Linked DNA regions of Homo sapiens: region 2 is linked to region 1. The links are chromatin loops, found by intact Hi-C in ENCODE. Cell type or tissue: gastrocnemius medialis. All regions are shown on one strand. Links, peaks and the distances in the headings refer to the core of each region. The heading gives the core; the rest is flanking DNA.

The links. Peaks named below come from ENCODE experiments on the same cell type or tissue, not always from the same donor. Only the 100,000 strongest peaks of a DNase experiment are listed, where the experiment ranks them.
Region 2: it touches region 1 in a loop (12-fold over the local background); 11 of 110 quality-filtered maps call a loop at or near these places.

What each region holds. Positions count from the first base shown.
Region 1 is chr5:107,102,429-107,107,819 of GRCh38, forward strand. No RefSeq gene overlaps it. Among named protein-coding and RNA genes, the nearest start is that of LINC01950, 94 kb to the left of the region's middle. In gastrocnemius medialis, for the core only: a CTCF peak has its summit at 2,423 (motif pointing right); a DNase peak (open chromatin) is centred at 2,373; H3K27ac peaks cover 1,225 bases.
Region 2 is chr5:107,245,145-107,250,535 of GRCh38, forward strand. No RefSeq gene overlaps it. Among named protein-coding and RNA genes, the nearest start is that of LINC01950, 240 kb to the left of the region's middle. In gastrocnemius medialis, for the core only: CTCF peaks have their summits at 3,116 (motif pointing left) and 3,316; a DNase peak (open chromatin) is centred at 3,127; H3K4me3 peaks cover 340 bases.

The sequences.
Region 1 (5,391 bases), core at 297-5,296:
AGATCAGCATCCTAATATTCTCTGAGGCAGTACTTCTCCACAACTCTCAGTCCATGCTGTTTAGGTAGGGATGTCTCACTAAACATGGGACAGCATGGATGTGACAACATGGATGTCTCACCCCATGCTGTTTAGATGGGGATGTCCCTTCTCCTTCAGGAAAAGGGACATGGCCTGGAATGGCCAATAAAAGTCACATGATTGATTAAAGAATGATCATGGGACTCAAACAGGATCAGTGGTTGTAACCCCAATACTTCTGCTGGAACTGATAGGAAAGAAACACTCACTTTCCACTGAATTGCTGAACAAGTGGGATAGACATCTGGAGCCATTATGGGCTACTGTGAAAGGATAACTCACCTAAGAATCAAACTAACTGGAGTAAAGGTGATGGAAAGAAACTGACATTTGATGGCAACTTTTAAGTTTCTGGATCCATTTGTGCTTGAAGACAAGTTATACCTCACCTTTTCAATTATGTGGATGAATCTGTGTGGCAGATGACTTTTAAAATGACCATCAATAATCCAACTTTCTAGAATTCATGCCTTTGTGTAATCCTTCCTCTTGAATATGGGTTAATAATTTGCTTTTAAAGAATAGAATAAGTCAAAAGGAATAAGATGTCAACACCATGATTAGTTACAAAAGGCTGTGACTTCTGTCTTACTAGCATGCTCTCTCAATTGCCATCTTGGCTTGCATACTGTGAAAAAGCAGCTGCCACAAGGGTGAGATGCCTGGTGAGGAACTCAGATGACCTTTGGTCAATACAAGGGAGGAACTAATGATACAGACAGGAAGCAGGAGAGCAGGGTCCCTGGTGAGGGGTCCACCCTCAAGCCTGGACCCATGACCCTAAATGAGAACAGGCATTCCTGTTTTTGCACCTGAATGTTGCTTTGTGGCCAACCCCTCCCTGCTATCCTGTGCCCATATAAACCCCAAACTCCACTGGCAGAGGAACAGAGTGGCACGGCAGAGGAGAGAAGAGAAGAAGCATCTGAACGTCGAAGAGGCAGCTAGATGGTTGGAGATTATCTTCCCACTCCATCCCCTTTCCAGCTCCCCATCCCACTGAGAACCATCTTTATAACTCAATAAAACAGCACATGGAGAGTAATTACTAAATATTAATAAAATATTAACACAATATTGCTAGTGATCACTAAATATTAATAAAATATTTAATCCGATATGATTCACCAAGTTACACTGTCAATATCTTGCAAGAAAATTTGTATTGTCTTTATGAAAAGAATGAGTCATGTCTAACAATTAAATTCAGTCTAGCACGCTTTACAAAATTTACATTCTGGCTGATAAGATTGCAACAGACACACAAAATGAATCACAGGAGAAAGTGGAAAAATATTTTTGAATACCTGATCCTACAAACAAATACAATTGTTACAATTATAAATAATGAAATAACGTATTATTGTGCTTTTAGGAAATCATATTTTTTGGAAAAAACATAATGAGAAAGTAAAAAGAGTGATAATTATTACTACTATCATTAATACAAATATATTAATATTAAATTATAAATATTATAGTAGTAAAAATCATAATTGATTTTACTGCTACTACGTGCCATGCATTGCACCTTTTCCTGTAATTGTTTTATTGCTCATAACCACCCTGTGTGAAAGATGTTGTCACATTTTTGTAAATGAGGAAACTAAAACTCAGAGAGAATAGGTAATGTCATTTAATCAGGGTGAAGTTTCAAATCTAGATCTGCCTGAATTTAAAGACTGAGCTTTTTCTTTCATGCTATAGATAGGTGCAGATAAGACTGCCTTTGGGCAGTCTATTAAACTACTTAGCTCATAAAAACTAGAAAAGTAGAAAACTGAGTTATTTGTTTATTCTGGCTATAAAGATAACTAATTTAAAGCAGACAGAGGCAGCTTCCATCTCAGATGAGAACCACCTTTATAACTCAATAAAACCTCCGCATTCACCATCCTTCAAGACCTGATTCTTCCTGGACACTGAACAAGGACCTGGGTACCAAGATGGCAGGCTGTAAAAGGCTCTCGCCCTGACTCTACACTGCTCTGGTTAACACTTAGCCGTCAGTGGACAGCAACTGCTAAAAGAGCATTGTAATACATTTGGACAATCCTGTGGGGCCAGCACAGGGCCTGCTCCCACCAGAGAGAAGTGGCCAGCCGTTCCAGCTTTCCTTCGCTCCAGTTTCTGCACTCGCTTAATTTGCATGCTTCCTCCTGTGAGGAGTGGCCAGAGGCAGGCTGAGTGAAATGAGCCTCTCCAGTTCCTGCTCACAAAGGAGTCAGGGAGCTCCCCAATTTCACTAAGACACTTGGTCCAACAGTGGCCCAAGGAACTGAATGTTACCAGTAACCACTGAATGATTTAGGTAGTGGATCATTTACCATTCTAGCCGCCAGATGACACTGCTGACACCTGGCTGACAGCATGACTATAACCTTGTGAGCGACCATGAAATAGAGAGCCAAGCTAAACTGTGCTCAGATTCCTGACCCAGAGAGACCTTGAGATTAAAAAGTGTGGGTCCTTTTAAGAAGCTCAGTTTCAGAGCAACCAGGGACATAGTAATGGGTAACTAACACAATCCATTTAAGTCGCTTCTGTGTCTAGCATCCAAAAGTTCCTGACAATTTGTTTAAAAATATTTTTTTCATAGAATAAAAAAGAAGCAGCAAGATGAACAGCATTAAGAAAAGATGAAGTTTTAGTAACAGTCTCAGTGGCCTTGAAACTGTCTAAACAAGTGACATAGCATGAGTTCTTTTTCAGGGTCCCTTGTTTCTTGTTTTTAATTTTAACCACAAAGGAGGCAATCTTTAACTTTTAAAAAAGTCTTTAAAAGTTTAGGAATAATTTAAATGCACTTAACAGTTAAGTACTTTAAAAACTTTCAGGAAAATATGTAACAACTAGCAAAAATGAAAAATTCTCCCAGAAGACTTAAAAAAAATTATTTTTCCCTTAGGAGTATTGAAAGAGTAAGTAGAAGAAAGACTGAACAAGTTTAAGATAGAAAATAGAAATTCCGTGGTTTCTTTTTCCTTACCAAATCAGAAAATCACTACATAATAGACTGAAAATAACTTGTTTGAAGTTAGGGACATTTTGATGTAGGGAACATTTATCAAAAGACTGAAAAGACTCAGTGCAAATGACAAAATCAAAATAGCACCTCAGCTGAAAAATGTAGATGAAGCAAATGTTTATAAGCAAGCTATAAGTCGTATTTCAAGTCCTTGCCACCAAAGGGGACCTTAGAAATGTTCTAATCCAGTCTAATTCATACTGTAGGTGAGAGAACTGAGGCCCAGAACAGTTACAGTACTTTCTAAAGCTCAAGCAATTAGTCAATACAGAGCAAGGGTTGCTTTTATATCTTTGAACTCCAAGTTCTTTTCTTTTAGAAAATATTACAACTATATATTACAGACATTTATAATTGGGAGTGCCCTAGGAGAATTGAAGATGGAGTCCACAGAGCTCCCAATATTCTCCAACTACACATTTTCAGCCTTGCCATACCAAACTGCCCTAAAAAACAAACCCAAGGAGGAGCCTGCCATGAGAACCAGCCCCATCATCCAAAAGTGGGATTCAGTTTGGAAGCACTGATAGCAAAATAACAATTGTTTATAACTGGGCCATTATGACAGAATGGTGCCCATTCTGACTGGTGAGGGCCCATGCCATAATGGTTGTTAGCAAAATATTTTGAATATCTTCCTTGACTACATCTCTGCTTGTCTCAGTCATCACAAGGAGCTCTAAACCTCAGGTCATCCCTTATGACCAAGATTCCCCTCTTCATAAGGCTCTCTGTAGCTCCTGGTCCAGCCTAATTTCTTACTCCTCCATTACTGCAGAAACATTTCATTGTAATGTTTGGAACTCATAGTCTGCCATCAGCAAATGACTTCTCTTCTAAATCTCTCCAATAACATTCCTTCCCATCCTAATGCTAACCTGGCTGAAAATGAGAGCATCATTTTTGCTCCTCTGTACCCTATTATTATTTTTCCCTTCATTATTATTTCCCATCATTATTTTTGCCTTCTCAAAAAAATCAAATGAAACCACTTAGCTACTCTAAAGTACAGGCCATCAGATTACAGACTCCTCTACCCCTGCTCCCACAGTCATCTTTCATCCTCCTGATTATCCCTGCTATGGTTTACATGTATGTGCCCCTCCAAAATTCATATGTTGAAGCTTAACCACCAATATGATAGTATTAAGAGCTGGGGCCTTTAGGGAGTGATTAAGTCATGAGGACAGAACTTTCTTGAATGGGATTAATGACCTTATAAAAGAGGTACAGGAGCACTGTCTCTCTCTCTTTTGCCCTTTCCATCCCTTCCTCCATGTGAGGACATAGTGTTCATCCCTTCTGGAGGATATAACAAGAAGGAAGCAGAGAGCAGCCCTCACCAGACACAATCTCTTCTATGGCCTTGATCTTGGACTTTCTAGCTGCTAAAATTGTGAGTAATAAATAATGATTTATAAATTACCCAGTCTGTGGTATTTTGTTGTATCTGCACAAATGGTCTTAGACAATCCCCCTTCACTCACTAAAGACATAAACCCTAGGATTGTTGCCTTTTTCTCCACATTTCTTCTATAATAATTTTTAATAATTGCAATGTTCACATAAAAGAACCATCCAGGTATTTCAGCTCCTAGAACTCCTTACGTCAGATTTTCTAATCTCCAGGCCACTTCTCCCACCCCACTCCCATGGTCACATCTTAGAACTTATAATCACCAATAGCATAAAACCTGTTAAATCACAACCACTTATTGTCTTCTCCATCCATTTCCAGAAGTACCTCCACTCCAATGATTCTTTGACTCCATGGGATCCACAATACAGTGGCCCTAATAAGTTTATCAGCAGTCACTTACCTTGTCCTTTCCTCCCTGTTAAAATAGCCTAGAATTCCATGGTGGTTCATCATTTTAATCACAATCCATTGCCTGCACGGACCCTAAATTCTTTGCTCTTTTCTCTCTCTATCTTACACATCTCACAATAAACAACTGAAGAGAAACTAAATTTACCATTTGTTCTCTTCTTACTCATGAAACTGAACATGGCTAGAAAAAAACTTGTCATATTGACCAATGGCACTTTAAATTTATGACTACACATTTCAAATTGACTCTCAAACATTGCCTTCATCTGATCAATTCATTCTCTTATTCTCCGAAATGTTTATTTCACACATTCTTCTCTCTCCTCAGAATTCTCCAAATTTTTCCATTCTTAACTCTCAGTTTACCCCTTATTTCACTAAAAATAAAAACTAAAACAATCCAAAGACATATGTCATATATATGCACTACCAAATTTACTAATACCTAAGT
Region 2 (5,391 bases), core at 59-5,058, 140 kb after region 1:
TCAAATACTTTAAAGTGAAACGGTGAATGCTATGAATATTTAAAAGCAAAGTAATCAAGGAAGAGAGAAAAGCCAGTGCAAATGACCTGAGAAAGGAGTGTGCCTGATATACTCAAGGAAAAGCCAGGAAGGCAGCGAAATGGAGAAAGAGTGAACAATGAGAGAAGTCAAAAAAGTATGGGGGCCAGGCGCGGTGGCTCACCTGAGGTCAGGAGTTCCAGACCAGCCTGGCCAACATGGCGAAACCCCGTCTCTACTAAAAACACAAAAATTAGCCGGGCATGGTGGCACGTGCCTGTAGTCCCAGCTACATGGGAGGCTGAGGCAGGAGAATCCGTTGAACCCAGGAAGTGGAGGTTGCAGTGAGCCGAGATCACGCCACTGCGTTCCAGCCTGAGCAACAAAGCAAGACTCCATCTCAAAAAAAAAAAAAAAAAAAAAAAAAAAAGTATGGGGGAAAGTGGCCAAGATTGTGCAGAATTTTGTAGGCAATTAAAACAAACAAACAAACAAACAAAAAAACTGGCTTTGGTCTGAGTGAGATGGGGGCCACTGGATGTGAACGGAGGTGTGACAGGATCTAAGTTATGCTTTAAGTGGATCACCCTGAGTGCTGTGTTGGGAATAGACTGAAGGGGGCAAAAGTGGGGGCAGTAACACCACTTAGGGGGCAGCTGGAAGAACGAAGATGAGAGATGACAGTAGCTTGGACCAGGATGGTAGCAGAGCGAGCAGGGAGAAATGATAAGATTCTGGGAATCCTTTGAAGATGAAGCGAACAGGATTTTCCAGTGGAAAGGATGTGGCATATGAGGGAAAAGAAGAACCAAGAATGATTTCAGGTTTTCCAGCGGTTTTTTTGTTACTTGCTGTGGTTTTTCTTTTTGCTTTTTGAGCAACTGAAGATAGGGAAATCTGTGAGTAGAGAAAGTTTTAGAAGAAAAAAGCAACTGTTCAGTTTTTAGCATAATTTGTTTAATACGTCTATTAGGCATCTAAGTGAGAGTGTTAATAGGCAATTGAACATATGAATCTACAATTGGGTTCTGGTTTGGAGATATATATTTGGGAGTGGTCAATGTAAATGTGAGGTTGATATCCCAAGGGAGTGAGTACAGATAAAATAAAGAAGATGAGAGTTCCAAGCTCTAGGCCTTGGGATACTTCAATAGTAAGAGAATGAAAAGAGGAACAGACATTAGAAATAAAGACAAACAGAAGTGGCCAGTATTTTAGGAGCAACATTAGAATCCAGGAGAAAAACTTATTTCAAAAAAGAAGAGTTATCTATAAGCCCAAGACAGTTAATAGCTATCAATAGAAGGCTACTATAGTCAAATTACTTGGTATCCAGTCTATCTTGATGTATTATGCAATTCAGAGTGAAGCTGATACTAGCAACCAGAAAATAGAAGTGCTAATAATAATAACAATAACAATATGTCACATTATATTCTTATTATGTTGTCACGCATTTTGACAAGTATTTTACAGTCATCTCATTTAAAACTCTCAAAAACCCTAGTAAATAAAGATTTTCCCTTTTTTATAGAAGATATTCTGAGGCTCAGGATTCTTGTGATTTCCCTGAGTTAGCACAACTCTTAAGATGAGAAACTGTCCAAAACAGCTCAACACCACAGTCTGTGCTTATAACCACTACACCATAGTGAAGATACCTCACCATGCCGCAGTCTTCGTTATTCTGAATTTCCACCGTTTAAAGAGCTTTAGTAACTTTGAAGAAAGATCTTATGTAAAAGTCAAGAAGAAATAACAAATGCACAGCTAATGATAAAATGTATTCAGAATTATAACTATTATAACCAAATATAACTGTTCACCCTCATGAACCATTTTTGACACAGTGTTGAATTCAAAGATATAAAAGTTCAACTCCAGAAATCTTAAAGAACAATATAGATCTTTACTTATAATTTCTTAAAAATAAAGTATGGGGGTGTCAGGGATAGGGGATACACAGCATTTAACAAAAAAAAATACTTTCTAAATATTTTATATGATGTATTTCTCTCACCCCCAAATTTACAACTGCCTTTCTCATAATTATCATATCTGGTACTCTGTCCCCTAAACCCCTGGTGAATAAAATCATCTGCCTCATTTTTGAAGCAGAATAGCATAGGTAAAATTAAAACTCAGGTGCCAAGCTTTGTTACCCAGTCCTACCGTGGGAATCCAACTGCTTGGGGCGTCAGTTTTCTCACTTATAAAATGCAATAATGATAATATCTCACCCTGAGATTATTGTATGGATTGAACAAATCATTCTGTTTAGGCATTTAGTACAATGCCTGACACATGGCAGGTGCAAAATAAGTGTTAGCTATACCGTATGGTGACAGCACCTTGGTAATATTCCACAAAGAATAGCATCATCTCTGTACGTGCTTCCCATGCCCTGCTCCTACTCATACTATGGTGCCTCACACTCAGTTTTCTTCCCATCCTTACTGAGCTGAGGATGATTCATCTCAGTCACTATGACTCTTGAAGCTCCCCTTGGAAAGTCCAGGAGCAAAACTCATCATATTTCTGACATGATACCAGTCTCTGTCTCTGATGATATTAGGGAAAAGTGGTATTCACTTAATTCTTTCCCTCAAGGGGCTGACAACCCCTAGAAATCCCTTGCTAAAACAACTAAAACAAATGTGGGATTGTCTCTTGCCCCCCAAAATTCCTGAGCAGCCTAGTGTCCTAAGGTCTGCAAAACATGGAGAAATCGAGGAGGAGGCCAGAGAATCAAAGCAACTTTGCTTATGATCAGCACGCCACTTTTGAAAAAAATAATAGAGTAAAATCTCCAACTTGATTATAACCAGCTTCTTCAGGGTTTGCAACCTGGAGACCTTATTTTTTTGAGGGGTCAGATTTCATGAAACTGAAGCATACTCAAATCACTCGAGCCGCCGAAATCATACCATCACCTCAGGTTTTAGTTGTTTGTGTGCCTGAAGGTTTGCTAGAGTTTCCTCTTTTTCCTCTTCCAAAAATCATGATGGTTACTTGGTTTGGAAATAAAATCCAGAACGTTGCCTATAAATAGTAAATCGGCCTCAAGTTCTGATTGACCATGCTTCAATCTACTGCCCCCTAGTGGATGGACCACCGTTGCAGCTGCACCTCTCCTTAATTCATAGTTGCCAATTCAAAACTATAAGCTATTCTCCATGGCAGTTCCTGATGAGTTAGAATCCATGAATGACCTGAACGCCTGTAGACCCCCACTTCGTTGGTGGCACTTCCCTGCCCTGAGGCTATTTATCTTTGTTCCATTTCAGTGGCATTTCTAACTGCTTTTCGAGACCTTTATTCCAGTCCCTGGCATAAAATTTCCTACTAATTTCTCCAGTTTCTAGGCAAGCTGGCCTCTACCCTTGGACTCAAAGTCTGCTTAACTCCAGTCCCACAGTTACAGCCAAGTCCCCAGAGATTTGTTCTCGTCCAGTGAAGTAAGGCAAAACCACTGAACAAGCCTAAACATGGCTGTCACTGACCTCTTCTCCCTTTCCAAGAACAATTCCAATTTCCTCAGTAAATGGGTATCCGTGGAGTCTGTTAAAAATCAATTTTCAGCCCATTTGTTCACAAGGAAATTTTTAAGGCTTCCTCTGTTGACCCTCAACCATTAAACTCAAACAAACCAATATGATGCTACAGGATACAAACTGATAGGATAAGATCTACCCAACCAGAGAAATGTTCCCCAGCAAGACAGATGCAGCTACTATTTTCCCTATAATAAGAAATTATTACCATCACAAGGACTACCTTAGCTCTATCTCACCTGAGAGCCTTGTCTTTAAAAGCAAACCTTAACCAGTCATAGTCTGGTCAAGAACCAATGACATAAGGGGTGATCTGACTTACACACAATACAATTAAATAGTTTTTTCTGCCTCCCTCCCTTGTCTCATCTTCAGTTGTCCCCCAGCAACTCATTGCTCTATCCTCATGACCTTAACTCCTTCTGACTTATTGTTTCCTTATTGATGTCTCATGACCTTCTTACTATAATAGGTGATATCATCCAGAGGCTTGATATCATAGGAGATAAAAGATTGAGTTCATTCAGTCAGCTCTTCTTCTTGGTTAATCAACCATCTAACTGTTGACTCTAAGTTCTGCCTTGGACATTGTGTGTGAACATTGATACTGGTCAGTTCCTCCTGTTTTTGATTCAGTTTCTAGAATTATATGGCTTACCCGTAAATCTCTGCCAAACTTCTACATCTATCCTTCCCTACTGCCCTACTGTAGATATATCCTATGGACACATATGTACATAATACAAGGAACACTCCTCTATGTTTATATTTTACAAAATTTCATAATGCCCTGTTTCTTCAGTTGAAATAAACATGCAGTATAAACTTCATAATACTAATTTTCATATAATTCCAAAACATAGATGATCATACTGAAGGTACACTTTTAGTTTAGGTCTAGGGTAATAATTTGAATCCAAAAATCCCACATGTGCCTCCCCATACTTATTCCAAATATAGCTGACTGTCACCTGGACCAGTCTTTATACAGCATTGCATTCAATTAAACAGCAATCTGACCACAGAAGGCCTGAAGTATTATGTAGGTCTTGATTGTGAATTGCTTTTAATGGATAATATGGAGAATTTACACAAAGCTTCACAGAAATCTTTCTAAAAATTATTTCTGGCCATTTCTTATTCAAGCCAGTTCTCTCTCACACAGATGCTGCCTCTTACTTCTCCATGCTCACTTCCTGCCTTGCTTCTCTCTCTCTCCCTTTCCATCTGGTATGGCTTACACACCCAGGGCTACTGACAGGTGAATGTGCACACCATCTGCAGCCCCCAAAGGAGCAGAGTTTGTCTTCTGCTCAGAATGCTTCTCTCACAACAGCCAGCGCTCAAAGGAATTCTGTTGAACACAAATACAAATTCTCTACCTTGTTAAACTTTCCATTTCTAAAGTGTACAATCATTCACCTACCACACAACCACAACAATTTCATGTTCTGCAAATAGAATTTATTTTCAATGACTTCCTCTGGACATCTCTTTCTGATTTTAAGCCAAAAAATCAATTTAAGATGGTCCTAAATGGGGAAAAATCATAACAAGTAGTTGGTAACAGGCATATTTATATCATTGGAAATATGAATGAATGCAAAAGCTATTTTAGATGCATAGACAATATTGGAGGATGATAATTATAACTTGCCTAGGGTATACAGTGTGTATGTATTTTACCAATGCAGATATTCTCTTGCTTTATTGGTATCCACATTACTATTTGTTCACTTACATCTACAGATTTGGGAAAACCTATAACTGGTGCTGCATTCCTGAGTTTCTAGAAGACTACATGGCCCTGAGGGCCAAT